2 separate regions of the Homo sapiens genome follow, and region 1 is linked to region 2. A link is a loop called in an ENCODE intact Hi-C map of the cell type or tissue named here. Cell type or tissue: A673. All regions are shown on one strand.

Region 1 (8,000 bases), 220 kb after region 2:
AGCCAATGCCAGGGAGTACAGCATGAATTCAGCAACCAGAAATCCAACCCTGAGCTCTGGGCCCTGGCCTTGGTGCTGGCTCCGTGAATCTGCCTTCCAGAGGCAGGAGGATGCAACGGTTACACACACAGCTCTGAGCTCAGGCCTGAGATGCAGCCTGCTTCCACCACACTGGTTGACTCTGTGACCTTGACTAACTCCTTAGACACTCGAATCTTAATTAATTAATTAATTAATTATTTTATTATTTTATTTTTTTGAGATGGAGTCTCACTCTGTCACCCAGGCTGGAGTGCAGTGGCCTGATCTCAGCTCACTGCAAACTCTGCCTCCCAGGTTCAAGCAATTATCTGCCTCAGCCTCCCAAGTAGCTGGGATTACAGGTGCCTGCCACCATACCCGCCTAATTTTTTGTATTTATAGTAGAGGTGGGGTTTCACCATCTTGGCCATGCTGGCCTTGAACTCCTGAACTTGTGATCCACTTGCCTTGGCCTCCCAAAGTGCTGGGATTACAGGTGTGAGCCACCACGCCTGGCCTCAAATCTCAATTTTTTGTGGTTGTTCCACATGCTAGTGCTACTCTCAGCACTTATTTAATCCTAACATCCTCTCTATTTCCATTTTACAGATGATGGAGCCAAGGCTCAGAGGAGTTAAGTAACTTGTCTGGGTCACACAGCCAGGTGTAGTCAGATTTCGGACCAAGGCAATGTGACCGATACACATGCCCTCCGCTGTGGTCCAAATGTTTGTGTCCCCTGAAATTCATATGTTGAAACCTTATCCCCAGTGTGATGGTATTAAGAGGTGGGGGCCTTTAGGAGGCTTGACACCCTCTTTATTTCTTCTATCAGCCAGAATACTTTAGGCTGCAAAAATGAAACCACCAATCCAGCTGGTTAACAGTGAGAAAAATGTATCAACTCAAAGATTAAGTTCTGTGGTATGGTGGCTGTAGCAGTCATTCATTCAGAGGTTTAATGATGTCCTTCCTATCTTCCCACTGAGTCATCACCCATGTATTAGTTCCATCATGTAGTCACAAGACGGCTGCCACACTTCCAGGCATCGTGCATGCATGTGACCATGTCCTGCAAAAGAGGAGGGGCTTTCTCTTTCAGAAAACAAACCAAAAAAGCTGGGCACAATTGCTCATGCCTGTAATCCCAGCACTTCGGGAGGCTGAGGTAGGCAGATTGCTTCAGACTAGGATTTTGAGACCAGCCTGGGCAATATGACAAACCCCACCCCCCACAAAAAAAAATACAATAAATTTGCTGGGTGTGGAGGTGCACACCTTTAGTCCCAGCTACTCAGGAGGCTGAGGGGGGAGCATCACCTGCATCCGGGAGTTGAGGCTGCAGTGAACAGTGATTGTGCCTCTGCAGCACTGGGTGACAGAGTGAGATCCTGTTTAAAAAAAAAGAAAACAAACAAACAAAAAGTCTTTTCCAGAAGCCCCTGAGCAAACATTCCTCTTATTTCATTCAGCAGAATTGTTCTCATTCCTGTTTCCAAACCAGCCACTCACAAGGGAATTAGAACCTCATGAATGGCTTGGTAAAGCCCATGGCTCTTTGTAGAAGGATAGATTACCACCTCCCCCAAAATGGTGGCTCTATTAGAAAGGAGAGGCCAAGTGCAGTGGCTCATGCCTGTAATCCCAGCATTCTGAGAGGCTGAGGAGGGCAGATCGCCTGAGGACAAGAGTTCCAGACCAGCCTGGCCACATGGTGAAACCCCATCTCTACTAAAAATGCAAAGATTAGCCAGGTATGGTGGCAGGCGCCTGTAATCCCGGCTACTTGGGAGGCTGAGGCAGGAGAATTACTTGAGCCTAGGAGGCAGAGGTTGCAGTGAGCTGAGATTGCACCATTGCACTCCAGCGTGGGTGACAAGAGCAAAACTGTCACACTGTCACACACAGGAAAAAAAAAATAGAAAGGAGAAAGGGGACAGTGTCTGGTTTTGGGTAAGCAAACAAAAATGTATGCAAATCCTCTCTATTTCTCTTCTCACTCCCAAAACCCTCTCTTCCTAAATTGTTGCCTTATTTTTCTATCATTTAACATTTTACTCCCCCTTTCAGGACCAACTGAAATGTCACCTCTGACAGGCAGCCTTCCCTGACTTCCTCCTGTCGGATTAATTGCTGTCTTCACTGTGCTTCCAGGGAACATGGCACATGCTGCTACTTCTGTGGCTTTTCTTTTTTTTTTTTTTTTTTTTTTTTTTTTTTTTTTTTTTTTTTGAGATAGAGTTTCGCTCTTTTTGCCCAGGCTGGAGTGCAATGGTGTGATCTCGGCTCACTGCAACCTCCGCCTCCCGGGTTCAAGTGATTCTCCTGTCTCAGCCTCCCGAGTAGCTAGGATTACAGGTGTGCACCACCATGCCCGGCTAATTTTGTATTTTTAGTAGAGATGGGGTTTCACCATGTTGGCCAGGCTGGTCTCGAACTTCTGACCTCAGGTGATCTGCCCGCCTTGGCCTCCCAAAGTGCTCAGATTGCAGGCGTGAGCCACCATGCCCAGCCCTGTGGCCTTTTTATCACTTGATTGTGGAGAGAGGTCAGGCTTTAGAGCAACTGGACCCAGGTTCAACTCCCAGGTCTTTCACTTACTTCATGGGGCACTTGGATATGTCATTTCTCCTCTTCAAGCTTCGGTTTCCTCCTCTGTAAAAATGTATGTTCTTTTTAGGGCAGTTTGGAGAATCAAGGTAGACAGTGTGTCTGTGATTATTGTCAAGGGAGAGAGGGAAGCAAGAAGGAAGGAAAGAAATGATCAGACTGTCCCAGAAAAAAGTCAACTCTCAGCAAAAAAAAAAAAAAAAAAAGCAAAAGTCACTCCAAGGTGCTGACCAGACAGCCCCCTCACCCTGAATGAAGTTCCCCTCCCCCGGGTTCTCCCAAGAAAGTCATTTTTCATCCCCAAAGTCATTTGGCTTAGAGACAGGGGAGAGAGGCAGTGGCAGGGTCTGTATTGTGCCTGCCCTGCCACCATCCATCACCCAGCCGACAGAAACTCACCTCCCACAAATAAAGTTATGACAAGCGTCCCCAACCCATTCTTTCAGCCGTCGCCTCCCTGTTTCCATCATCTTTGACATTATAAGCCATCAGCCAAGCTGTTTGTCATGCCTCTGACAGGGCCTTGGCGATGTGGGCAGGAGGGCTGTGCTGAGGTATGGCTGGACTCCAGGGTGCATGTCCTACCCTCGCCCGACATTGGTGATCTTGAACTATGTCACAGGTGCTTTCAAAAAGGGTTTCTCCCCTGTGGGGCAGGAGTCCAGAGGTGGAGCAGAACTGGAAGGGAATATTTGTTCATTGATTCATTCAGCAAACATTAGTGAACACCCGTACTGTGCCTGAACCTGTGCAAGGCACAGCTGCAGCCACAAAGAGGGGCCAAACACAGTCTTTGCCCTTGCAGAGTGCCCAGTCCAGTGGGGAAGTAGAGAGCAAGCCATGTCAACAGACAGTGCCAGCACGTCTGTGGCACGGGCAGTCCAGGAAACTGGGAGCACAGAGAAGGGTAGAAAATCAGGGAAGGCTTCTTGGAGGAGGTGCCATTTGAGCTGAGAGCCACAGGACAAGGAGGAGGCAGTAAGAGCAATTCTTTGAAAATGTCTCCTTTCTTCTCTGCAGATATGTCCACTTACAAGCACCAAAGGGCAAAGTTGAGAAACTGTTTGGGAAAGAGAAGAGCATCATGTTCCAGGCAATGGAACAGCATACACTAAGCCTCTGGACTTGTTTCCCAGGGCTGCAGTCACAAATTACCACAAACTTGGGGGCCTAAGACAACAGTCGTGTATTCTCTCACAGTTCTACAGGCCAGAAGTCTAAAATCAAGAGATCAGCAGGGTTGGTTTTCTGGAGGCCCTGAGGGAGAATCAGTTTCATGCCTCTTTCCCAGCTTCCAGCGGCTGTGGGCAAGCCTAGGTGTTCCCTGGCTTGCAGATACATCTCTCCTGTCTCAGCCTCTGCTCCCTATATTCACATGGCCTTTCTCTGTGTCTGTGTCTCAACTCTCTCTCCTTTCTCTGATAAGAACACCCGTCATTGGATTGCGAGCTCATCCTAAATCCAGGATGATTTCAACTTGAGATTCTCGACTTAATCACATCATTAAAGACCCCATTTCCAAATAAGATCACATTCACAAGTACCTGGGATTAGGACTCTGACCATTCTCTCTCTCTCTCTCTCTCTCTCTCTCTCTCTCTCTCTCTCTCACAGGGTCTCACTCTGTCGCCCAGGCTGGAGTGCAGTGGCGCAATCTTGGCTTATGAGAGCCCAATCTGTGATAGATGCCAAATGCTTAACCCAGCACTTGGCATGCAGGATGAAGTGGTGAAAGTTTACTGAGTGAAAATTGGCTCCTTGAGTGAGGAAAGGAAAAAAGGAAAGAGGGGCAGGTGAGGGAAGTTGGTGTGAGGACTGGCAGGCGCTAAGCAACTGTTGTCATGAAAAGGGCCTGCAGGCTGGCACAGCAGCTCCAGTCTCAGAGGGGAGAGGAAGGTCTCTCAGGGGGCATCCTCTCCACCTCCACACACCTGCAGCCCCCTGCTTGCCAAGCAACTGTATCTGTTCTGCGTGAGGCTTCATCCGCCGCGGTAGACCTGAAGATGGGCTGATTTTAGTTTTCCACCAGGTTGGTTCCCAACCCACGGTGCTTGCCTGGGGTCCTGAGGCCAGGTGGCCCCTGGAGAGGCAGCAGAGACAGCTCAAGTCCTGAAGCAGAGGCTCTCTCCACTGTTTGTAGAATCTCAGAGTTCTAGAATCTTGGAAGTGAGAATCAGCATTCCAGGACCAGCCATGAACACAAAACTGCGAACAACTCTAGAGTCTTGGATCGAGGGAGTCTCTTGTTTAAAGGATCTCAGTGTTTTCAGGCTAGAAAGGGCCAGGCAGCCTCTTCATTTGAGCTTCTGTCTCCCTGAACTCTGACCCTAACTATGTGGCCTGGATGCAATGACCATTTTCGTCTAAACAGGGCGGACAAACCCCCAGGCTGCCAGGTCCCAGGCGTGGAGTCAAGAGCACACAGGAAGAATCCAGGAGGACTTAGGAGGCGAGGTTTCCTGGGCAGAAGAAATGGCAGGAGCACAGGTGTCACAGATGGAAAGAGCAGTGTGTGTGTAGGAATGGGATAAGGAGCAGTAGTTATGGTGGGAGGGACTGTATTAAAGTACGTAAGAGCTTCCAATGAAATAATACACACGTGAAGCACCTGACAGGTGCATTGCAGATACTCAATAAATGCTACTTCCCTTCCCCTTCTCTTCTGCTCACAAATCTCTATTTCCTGCATTTCTGCGTTACCCACATTTATACTGAGGAGTTCTGAGAAATGAAAAGATTTTCTGGAAGGGAGACACAGGACCAATTTCCCCCACCCAGAGACAATCACCTATCACAATGGATAGGGGCTGTGTCCTCAATATAGGCCAAGACTCTCTGCAGGGAGGATGGCTGACTGATTGCAGAGAGAAGCCCAGGAACAGGATATTTGAACTGGGTTTTGAGAGTAGGAGAGGAGTTTCCCCCGCAGAGAAGGTGGTGGTGAGAAGAAAGGAATTCTATGCAGTTTCTGTGACTGTTAAATGAATGAATTGCTAAGATCTCTGGACTTTCTAGTTTATACTTTAGAAATAATTCAAGCAACTACCCAACTTTGCAAATGGAAAAACTGATGGACATGGGCATATACATGCAATTTCACACTTTATCTCCCATTACCAAAATCCCCAAGCTGAGAAAACAAAGAGAATAACAATGTGTCCTGAGCCCTCAAGGTAGACCTTGAGATGGAGAGAAATTTCCAAGAGTTTGGGGACAAAATGAAGAAAAGAAGAGGGTTTTTAATAAAGCTAAATTTATTTCACTTAAAAGACTGTCTTTATTCTGAGGTCATGTTCTTCCTACTCTGGGAGTGTTTTAAATGTCCTTTCATTTATGAAATCATGGAGATAGTAAATGGCCATTCATAGTTGAATTGTTTTTTGTTTTTATTTGGCAAAATAGTTAGCAACCCTATATTAGTTCTCAAAAAAAAATTTTATATTGTATAGTCCCTGAAACCTCACATTTTCAGAACCACTGAGTCACAAGGCATTGGTGGCAGAAGATGTGTATATTCCTTCTCAACAATTTGGGCTGTGCTCAGGGGTCACCTATCAAGAGTGACCCTCCCTGATGGCCCTGCCTAAAGCAGGTCCCCTCCTTTTCCCTATGTTTTCTTTCTATTCCATCTCCCTTGTATTAGTCCACTGTCATGCTGCTAATAAAGACATATTCGAGGCTGGTTGTGATGGCTCATGCCTGTATTCCCAGCACTTTGGGAGGCCGAGGCGGGAGGATCACAAGGTCAGGAGTTCGAGACCACCCTAACCAACATGGCGAAACTCCGTCTCTACTAAAAATACAAAAATTAGTTGGGTATGGTGGCACGTGCCTGTAATGCCAGCTACTCAAGAGGTTGAGGCAGGAGAATTGCTTGAACCCAGGAGGCAGAGGTTGCAGTGAGCCGAGATCGCACCATTGCACTCCAGCCTGGGCGACAGAGCGAAACTCCTTCTCAAACAAAAACAAAAGTAAAAGACATATTCTAGACTGAGTAATTTATAAAGGAAAGATGTTTAATTGACTCACAGTTCAGCATGGCTGGGGAGGTCTCAGGAAACTTACAATCATGGCAGAAGGGGAAGCAAACATGTCCTTCACATGGTGGCAGGAAGGAGAAAATGAGAGCAAGCAGGGAAATTGCCAGACGTTTATAAAACCATCAGATCTCATGAGATTCACTCATTATGAGAAGAGCATGGGGGAAACCACGCCCGTGATTCAATTACCTCCACCTGGTCCCATCCTTGACAAGTGGGGATTATTACAATTCAAGGTGAGATTTGGGTGGGGACACAGAGCCAAACCATATCACCCCTGTTTCTTTCTTTTAGAACACTTATCACTCTCTGAAGGCATCTTACTAATTTGCACCTACGTTTATTTATTTCTGCCTTCTGAATTTGAATATAAGCAGCGTGTGGTTAGGGGCCATGTTTGTCTTGCTCACACACTCTTCCTGGCACCTAGCACAATTCTTGGCACAGAGTAGGTGCTCGGGAAGTGTTTGTTGAGTGAATAAAGGAAGGAAAGAATGGCCATGGAGCTTGAGGACTCAGGCTGTGTGCAGCAGGGATAGTAGAGTGCAGTAGATGCTGTGAGTGCCACCATGCTACAGCCTTGTGCCCCACCTCTGACCTCAACTGCAGCTGGGCTACACAGCTCCCATGCATGCTGGCAGATTCCCACCTCAAGTGCCTGCCTAGTCTCTCAGCTTTGCAGCCTCAAGGCTGTCTTGGAAGTCCTGGTCCCTGGTTCTGTGACCCATAGGCACAGCTCAGAGGTGTGGAAAGTTAATGACCTACCTCGGGTAATGCTTATCCCTTGGGGGAATAGCAGTTAGAGGATAAATGCCCCAGCCTTCTATCCTCTGGGTGAACAATTCTGAGATGACTTCTGCATAATACTCAGAGGCTATTTGCACAATCAAATCCCAATTATCCACTGCAGCAACCAGCTCCTTCCTTGTCTTGCTCTCTTGGTTCCCTCGCTTCTACTTCCTATGAGCATCTCCCAGATAAAATATGTACCCAAGCATGTACTCAAGTCTTTGTTTTAGTCTCTGCTTTTCAGGGAACCCAACCTAAGACAGGCTGCGCCAGTTCCTTGCATCTCTAAAATTCCCTTTCACTCATTCTCCTCTCCGAATCCCACAATCCACCCATCCTGCTGTTCCCATTTGACTTCTAGAGAAATGCCCCCTCCCACAGCCCTCTGAACTTCTCTGGCAGACAGGCTGGCAGGCCTTCATTGTCTTCCAACACAGCCCCAGTTCTGGGAACTTGTCTGGGCACTTGAGGGTCCAGGTGCTTTGGAGGCAGGAAGGGAGGGAAGGGGCCTCTCTAAATGAGTCTGTAATGATTAAACCA
Region 2 (8,000 bases):
GGATTGTATGCCTTTGAAAATGCTCGTGATCGGCCAGGTGTGGTGGCTCACGCCTGTAATGCCAGCACTTTGAGAGGCCGAGGTGGGCATATCACGAGGTCAGGAGTTCGAGACCAGCCTGACCAACATGGTGAAATCCCATCTCTACTAAAAATACAAAAATTAGCCAGGAGTGGTGGTGGGCACCTGTAATCCCAGCTACTCAGGAGGCTGAGGCAGGAGAATCGCTTGAACCTGGGAGGCGGAGTTTTCAGTGAGCCAAGATCACACCATTGTACTCCAGCCTGGGTGACAGAGTGAGACTTCATCTCAAAAAAAAAAGGAAAAAAGAAGAAAATGCTCATGATATAATGGTTCTGCTAAAAAAACCCTCTGATGGCCTGTTTATGTGAGAAATCCTGACTTCTCTAGTTTGCATTCAGGGTCCCAGACTCACCTCCTGCACATATCCTGTGCTCTCTTGGGCATGCCTTGGCCTCATTACATCTTCAACCTTCCCAGTGCTTCCCCTGTGCTTGTATGCCTTCCCCTCTGTCTAGCTGAGTCCCCAGTTGGGCGAGGTCCAGCCTGAGTCCCCATGGGAAGAAATGCCTGCTGCCTTCTCCCAGTCCCCAAGCCTCTGTTGGCTCATCACTGTATGCCCAGCATGGCCCTAAGAACTTTCATTATTCCCCTTAATCCTCAGAACCACCAGGCCAGGTAGGGTAGGATGGTGTGGTTAGAAGTGTGGGCTCTAGAGCCATATTCTCTGTTTTGAATCCTGCCATTTGGTAGCTGTGTAAACTTAGACAAGTTGCTTAGCCTCCCTGTGCCTCAATTTTCTCGTCTGTAAAACAAGGGTAATAATACCTCCTTCACAGCAGGGTGGTGGGGATTAAATGAGTTGTTACATGGAAAGCACTTAGAACAATGCCAGGCACATGGCAAATACATGATACATGTTGACTAGTGTTCTTGATATCTACAGATGAGGACATAGGTTCAGAAAGGTTAGGTATTTTGCCTAAAGCGACATAGCAAGGCCATGATGTGTTTGATTCCAGAGCCAATCAAACATTTCATATGTTTGATTCCAACCTACCCTCTTGGCACCTTAAGAAACTAAGACCCAGAGAAAGTAATTCACTTTCTCAGAGCCACACAGCCACTCATGACAGAACTGGATCCAGGTCCTTTGTCTCCCAACTCAGAGACCTCCCACTATACTGTACTGTCCCACTTGTATTTCCTGCAGCACCTAAACTACACTTTACAGTTTACAAATCACATTCACACCCATGATCTCCTATAATTCATACAACAACCCCTGAGGCTGCTATTATACCCTTCCTTCTTTTACAGATGGAGAAACAAAGCTCAGAAAGATGATGTAACCTGCACAAAGTTGCACAGTGAGGTAGGGCAGAGGCTGAATGTGAACGGACACATCCCAGCCCATCCTCCTCCCCTGTGTAATTGTGCCTCTTGTCTGCTTCCCAATGCAAGTGTAATCTCTGGGCACCGTGGAAGCCGAGAGCCTAGTGGAGGCAGAAGGTAAGCAAAGACTAGCCCAGGAAACAGTCTCTAGGAATTCACTAGAGTGGGTGACGCCTGTCACTCATTTCATTCTGGGAATGCTGCAGGAGATGGAAAGCCTCCCATCCCTGGAGGCAACTAACATGCCTCTAGTGGTCGTGTGGATGCCATGAGGCAAATATCACTGCTATTTCCATTATATAAATGAGGCTCAGAGGTGAGCATCACGTCAAGTATTTCAATTGGGAAAGATGATATTTTTAAACTTCCCTCTAAGCATGGGATCTTGCACTGCCCCTTACTGCTGAGCCAAGCTCCCTGGAGAGTCTCCATACCCTCCCCTTGACTCAGACAGGCCACCCTCCCTCCCCTCCTTGAGAGGTGTCACTTGAGCACTGTGGCTCTGTCAGTGGTAACAGCTGTAAGATTTGTCCTTTTAATCCAGAATCAATAACAAATTTCATTTAAAAATAAATTAAACCAGGCATTGGAAATCATTCACCACGTGGGCTGGAGCCCTATATAGCACCATCTAAATGGCTTCCTTTTGCTCATCTATCAATGCCAAGAGTGGGGGAAATACCTAGGCTGCCTGATTCATGGAGAAACTACTTAAATGTATCAGCCCCTAACAATGAGCAATGTAAGCCTGGAGTTGCACCTTTTAGCACACCAATAACATGTGGAGTGAGGCTTCATGAGAGCTTATCAGAGCCCCCATGGTCACTGGCTTTGAGAGAGCCCATTTATAAGGGGGAACAATGGCTTTAGTATGTAGCCGCCTAATTTCCAGAATGCATTACTGAGCTCTGAGGAGCAATGGAATTCTATTAAAGTCTTATCTGCCATGGGAGGGTATGAAACCGGTGCGGAACTCCAGGCTTGGCATAGACATGCCCAGAAAGCAGCAGGGCTGACCCTAGGAGGTGGGTGAACAAGCCCAGAGGGAGAGGGGGGAGCAGGAGGGGCCCCGGATGTGTGAAAATATGTGTGTTAATAAGAGCTCCGGTTTCCAGCGATTACGTTTACATCAGTGAATAAAACTTGGCAATAAAACATCGGAGCTGCGTCTCAGACAGCATTTCCTTTTACAGCCTGGTGTATTTCACTCATTATAACAGGAGGCAGGGAGCGCGAGGTGTCCCCATTTCTCCCCCTTTAATTAAATTTTCTAAATTACTGCCCAAGATTTGGATAAAGCGAAAGACTTACAGCTCCCCTAATCGCCATCGAGGCTCCCGCCCCACCACTGTGGTGGCCCTGACTGTACCGGTTTCCAATATTATTAAAGTGAAATACTGTGGGCATTGCCTGCCTGGGCTCTGGTTTTTAAAAAGAGATGCAGCATCAGGAAGAAATTGGCCCACGGTCAGGAAAGAGGCCTGGGTTTCAGGACGGGCTTTGCCATCACCACCTTGTGTGACCTTGGGCAAGTTATTTCTCTTATCTGAGACTCATGACTTCTCCTTTTCCCCAGATGTTCATCTTGAGGCTCTTAGAATTGATCTGGAGCTGGGGCAGTCCTTGGACCCACACTGGGACGACTGGGGAGCTTTAAGAATATATGGGTGCCCAGGGCACACCCCAGAGATTCTGACATAATTGGTCTTAGGTGAGATCTGGGTATCAGGGTTTAAAAAAAATTCCCCAGGTGATCACAGTCCACAGCTAGGATTGAACACCATTGGCCTAAACACAGAGTTATTAGATATTACTGGACTTGAGACTCTCTGGAGAGGCTGGCTGTGGCCAGGCCCCACCCCTGGGTGTTCTCTTTCAGACTGGCTTTTCGGGGTGGGTATCTGGGAATCTGCCTGCTCACTAAGCACCCCAGGTGTGTCTCGTGCAGGGATCCAGTGGGCTGCAGTGAGGATTCCAACAGAGGTGGGAGGACAAGGGTTCCTTGAATTGAGCCCAGCCAGCCTCGTGGAATGAGGAGGCCCCTCTGCCCCAGTTCCCCTCTGGAGGGCAGCACAGGGAGCCGATATGTGACCTCCCACTCCGGTCTGGGGTACTTCTCTCCTCTGATGACTGATTTCTTTATCTGTTCCACTCACCGCTGGCAGGAGCCTTGACTGGCCTCCACAGTCACATCATGTTCCCATCATAGGAACCCCAGGTCTGGCCCCTCTGCCCATGTGGTTCACGATCGCCGCAGACCCAGGTTTTCCACATGGACGGACTCCGAGCCTTTATCTGCACTCTGCCTCCCGCAGGGCTCCTAGGCCTCCTAGGAAGGCCTTGTCTAGGCTGAGAGCCATGCTTGGGCCAAGGGCTAGGAGCCAGGGACAGCAGGGGGGCCTGGGCACAGGAAATTCATTCATTCTGGCTCCTGCCTTTGCCAGAAGTCCTAGGGAGTGTCCCTGACATTTTTCTTCTGGATTCCGGTCTAAGTGGACCACACAGAGTGAAGACATAATCTAAAACCTAAAACTTAAATTTAAAGCATCTTTTTAATTTATTTATTTAAGACAGGGTCTCACTCTACTGCCCGGGCTGGAGTAAAGTGGCAGGCACTATCACAGTTCACTACAGCCTCAAACTCCTGGGCTCAAGCAATTCTCCCGCCTCAGCCCCCGAGTAGCTGGGACTACAGGCATGCACCACCACACCCAGATAATTTTAAAAATATTTTGTAGAGATAGGAGTCTAACCATATTGCCCAGGCTGGTCTTCAACTCCTGGCCTCAAGCGATCCTCCCACTGTGGCGAATGGAATTACAGACGAGAACCACCATGCCCAGCCAGCATCTCTAATTTTTAACGGAGAAGGCCATCAAAGATCAATCCTCATGTCCCTTTTGTGCAGACAGAGGAACTGAGGTCTAGAAAGACATGGAGAGAAGCCTAGGATCTCACAGTGAGGGAATGGCAGAACGAGGCCAAAGACCCAGGTCTCCTGACTCTAGGCCGGGGTCCTTCTTCCACATGCCACTTGCCTGAGGAGGTCAGACAGGATCCATCATCACCTGTGCAGCCAAGCAGCTCCTCAAAAAACATCCAGCTCTGTGGCTTCCCAAAGAGGGAACTTCTCCGAGGCCCAAAGAACCTTTTGTCCTAGTCTGCTCAGGCTGCTGTAACAAAACACTGCAGACTGGTTAAGCAGAAATTAGCAGAAATCTATTTCTCACTGTTCTGGAGGCTGGAAAGTCCAAAATGAAGGTGCCAGCAAGATAGGTTTCACTCTGAGGCCTCTTCTCCTGGCTTGGGGGTGACTGCTGTCTGGCTGTGTGCTCACAAGACCTCTTCTTTGTATGTGCAGAGGAAGAGGGTGGGAGAGGGAAGAGGAAGGGAGAAAGGGAGTTCTCTGGTGTCTCTTCTCATTATTTATTTATTTATTATTTATTTATGTATTTTGAGACAGAGTCTCACTCTATTCAGACAAGGCTGGAGTGCAGTAGTGTGATCTCAGCTCACTGCAACCTCTGCCTCTCAGGTTCAGGCGATTCTCCTGCCTCAGCCTCCTGTGTAGCTGGGATTACAGGCACCTGCCACCACACTCAGCTAATTTTTGTATTTTTAGTAGAGACGGGGTTTCACCATGTTGGCCAGGCTGGTCTTGAACTCCTGACCTCAAATGATCTGCCTGCCTTGGCCTCCCAAAGTGCTGAGATTACAGGCTTGAGCCACTGTGCCCAGCCTAATATCTATTGTCTCTTTTATAAGGACACTAATCCTATCAGATCAGAGCTCCACCCTTCCTACTTCATTTAACCTTATTTACTTCCTTACCCCAAATACCGTACAGCCACATTGGGAGTTAGGGCTTCCACATATGAATCTGGGGGACACATTCAGCCCATAGTATCCCTCCAGGCTTTGGCCCTCAGATTTGAACCTAAACCCACAAATTGCACTCTACCAAGGCCAGTAAGTACATGTGGCTCGTATCTGTGTTGTCCCAGCAAGAAGCCTAATGACAATCCCCATCAAAGGCAATTAATTGCATCAGGGAGGGGTTCCTAGGGCCCTTCACCCTGCAAACCAAGTGCTTATTAAACACCGCGGGACAGCAGGGTCTCTGCCAATTACAAGGCCCTGCTTGTAGGAGTGTTTTTAAAATCCTGAACTGACTTTAATGGCGTGGTTAATGCCAGTCTAAATATTCCATGGTTGTGAGTAATTAGCTAGGCCGATGCTGTCCAACAGAAGTAAAATGCGAGCCACCTGTGTAATTTTAAATTTTCTAGTAGCCACATTTTAAAAAAGTAAAAGCAATCAGGTGAAATTAACTTTCATAATCTGTTTTATGTCACCCAATATATCAAAAATATTATCATTTCAACACATAATCAATATAAAGCATTATTACTGAGATATTTTACGTTCCTTTTTCCATACCAAGCCACCAGAATCTGGTGTGTGCATTTTATACTTAAAGCACATCTCAATTTTGGACAGCCACATTTTCAGTGCTCAATGGTCCGTGTGGCTCATGACTACCATAGCGGACAGCACAGAGCTAGATGCCTCTAAGGGAGGCCTGGGCCTAGTATCTCCATGGACCCCACACAGGAGAAGGGGATGAGCATCTGTTGAGCGCTTCCTGTGTGCCAGACACCAGGATTTATCTCACCAAATCCTCGTGACAAGGATGGGACTGTTCATTCCATCTTACAGCTGAAACCACGAAGATTCAGAGAGATGAAGTGGCTGGGCTGAAGTCACACAGTGGCTGGGACCAAGGTCCACTGCCCCCAGCCTCTGCCATCAGAGCCCTCAGGTGGAGGCAGGCAGAAGACAGGGCCTCAGGCTTGGGGAGGACCTGCCCAGGTGGCTGGTAAAGCTGGGCTTGTTCAAGGATGCCTGCAGCCTCAGGGGTTAATCCTCCTTGCTTTCCCCTTGGGTGACAGCGTCTTCCTGAGATTTCCTGCTGCAGAGCAGAGGGAGCCTCTGAGGGCTGCCCAGCCTTCTCCAGCTTCAGAGAGGAAGCAGGGCCCCAGTGCCAGGGTGGTGGAAGCAGCAGCAGTAACAGCCATCATCCTGGTCACTTTTTTTTTTGAAGTGATGGGGTCTTGCCAGGCACAGTGGCTCACGCCTGTAATCCCAGCACTTTGGGAGCCCGAGACAGGAGGATCGCTTTAGCCCAGGAGTTTGAGACCCACCTGTACAATATAGTGAGACCTAGATTTTACAAAAAAAATATAAAAATTAGCCAAGCGTGGTGGCACGTGCCTGTATTCCCAGCTACTTGGGAGGCGGAGGTGGGAGGATGACTTGAGCCTGGAAGGAAGAGGTTGCAGTGAGCTGAAATTGAGCTGCTGCACTGCACTCCAGCCTGAGGGACAAAAAGACTCTGTGAAAGAAAGAAAGGAAAGAAAGAAAGAGAGAGAGAGAAAGAAAGAAAGAGAGAGAGAAAAGAAAAGGAAAGAAAGGAAGAGAAAGAAAGGAAGAAGAAAGAAAGAGAAAGAAAGAAACAGAGAGGAAAGAAGGAAGGAGGGAAGGAAGGAAGGAAGGAAGGAAGGAAGGAAGGAAGGAAGGAGGGAAGGAAGGAAGGAGGGAAGGAAGGAGGGAAGGAAGGAAGGAAGGAAGGAGGGAAGGAAGGAAGGAAGGAAGGAGAAAAGAAAAAAAGAAAAGAAAAAAAAGGATCTGGCTCTGCCACCCAGATCTCGCTCTGCCTCTCTGCTGCCTTGGAGTGCAGTGGCTCAATCATAGCTCCCTGTAACCTTGAACTCCTAGGTTCAAACGATCCTCCCACCTCTGCTTCCTAGGACCACTGGTGCACACCACCATGTTCAGCTAATTTTATTTTTTGTAGAGATGGAGTCTTGCTATGTTGCCCAGGCTGGTCTTAAACTCCTAGCCTCAAGCAATCCTCCCACCTCGGCATCCCAAAGTGTTGGGATTACAAACGTGCACCACTGCACCTGACCACAATTTTAATCAAATAAGTAGTTGTGCACCTAGCTGTTTAGTGTTTATCTCCCCTACCAGTCCATAAGCTCTATAAGGGCAAAAACAACACTCTCATTCTCTGCTGTATCCTCAAGGTTGCATGTGGCTCCTCCTTTGGCCAGCTGCACCCTGCAGGGTGGGGCTAACTTCTTCCAGGACCTCTCCAATCAGAGGGAGCCCCATACCTCCAGAGGCATCTCCTTCCAAGTCTGAAGCGCACTGTCCCTTAGAAAGGCAGCCCCGGGCCTGGGCTTGAGACCTAGCTCTGCCGTTTACGTACCCGGTGGCTTTGGGCAAATCTCTTAAGTTGGCTCAATCTCGATTTCCTCTTTTGTAAAATGGGGGATAGAAGAGCCAATTTCATGAGGTGCTTGGATTAGAGGCGACGGCGATGGGAAATGCTCTGTCCTCTGCCATGTCTGCGTTCCTTACCACACACACCTTCATTATCATCATTTGGCTGAAATTGCCTTCCTCCCTGGGACATCCATATGTCGGACCTTGGTGGACGTGGACCCTCTGGGGCCAGAGAACAGGGACCAGGCCTCCATGTTACTTGTCTGTGCCCTGGGCATCCCCAGGCCCCTCCC

Evidence for each region. Peaks named below come from ENCODE experiments on the same cell type or tissue, not always from the same donor. Only the 100,000 strongest peaks of a DNase experiment are listed, where the experiment ranks them.
Region 1: it touches region 2 in a loop (4-fold over the local background); 1 of 110 quality-filtered maps calls a loop at or near these places.

Annotation. Positions count from the first base shown.
Region 1 is chr20:37,673,649-37,681,648 of GRCh38, reverse strand. LOC100287792 (a long non-coding RNA gene) reads right to left here and starts at 4,739. Exons shown (of 4, transcript NR_040021.1): 1 at 4,563-4,739; 2 at 3,031-3,691; 3 at 2,623-2,733. In A673, no CTCF peak of the experiment used is centred here; no DNase peak of the experiment used is centred here; H3K27me3 peaks cover 1,186 bases.
Region 2 is chr20:37,892,859-37,900,858 of GRCh38, reverse strand. LOC124904896 (a long non-coding RNA gene) reads left to right here. Exons shown (of 3, transcript XR_007067576.1): 3 at 1,342-2,578. Among named protein-coding and RNA genes, the nearest start is that of VSTM2L, 6.3 kb to the left of the region's middle. RefSeq lists a silencer at 3,451-3,500. In A673, CTCF peaks have their summits at 1,499, 1,702 and 3,478 (motif pointing right); DNase peaks (open chromatin) are centred at 2,458, 3,498 and 3,788; H3K4me3 peaks cover 471 bases; H3K27ac peaks cover 2,108 bases.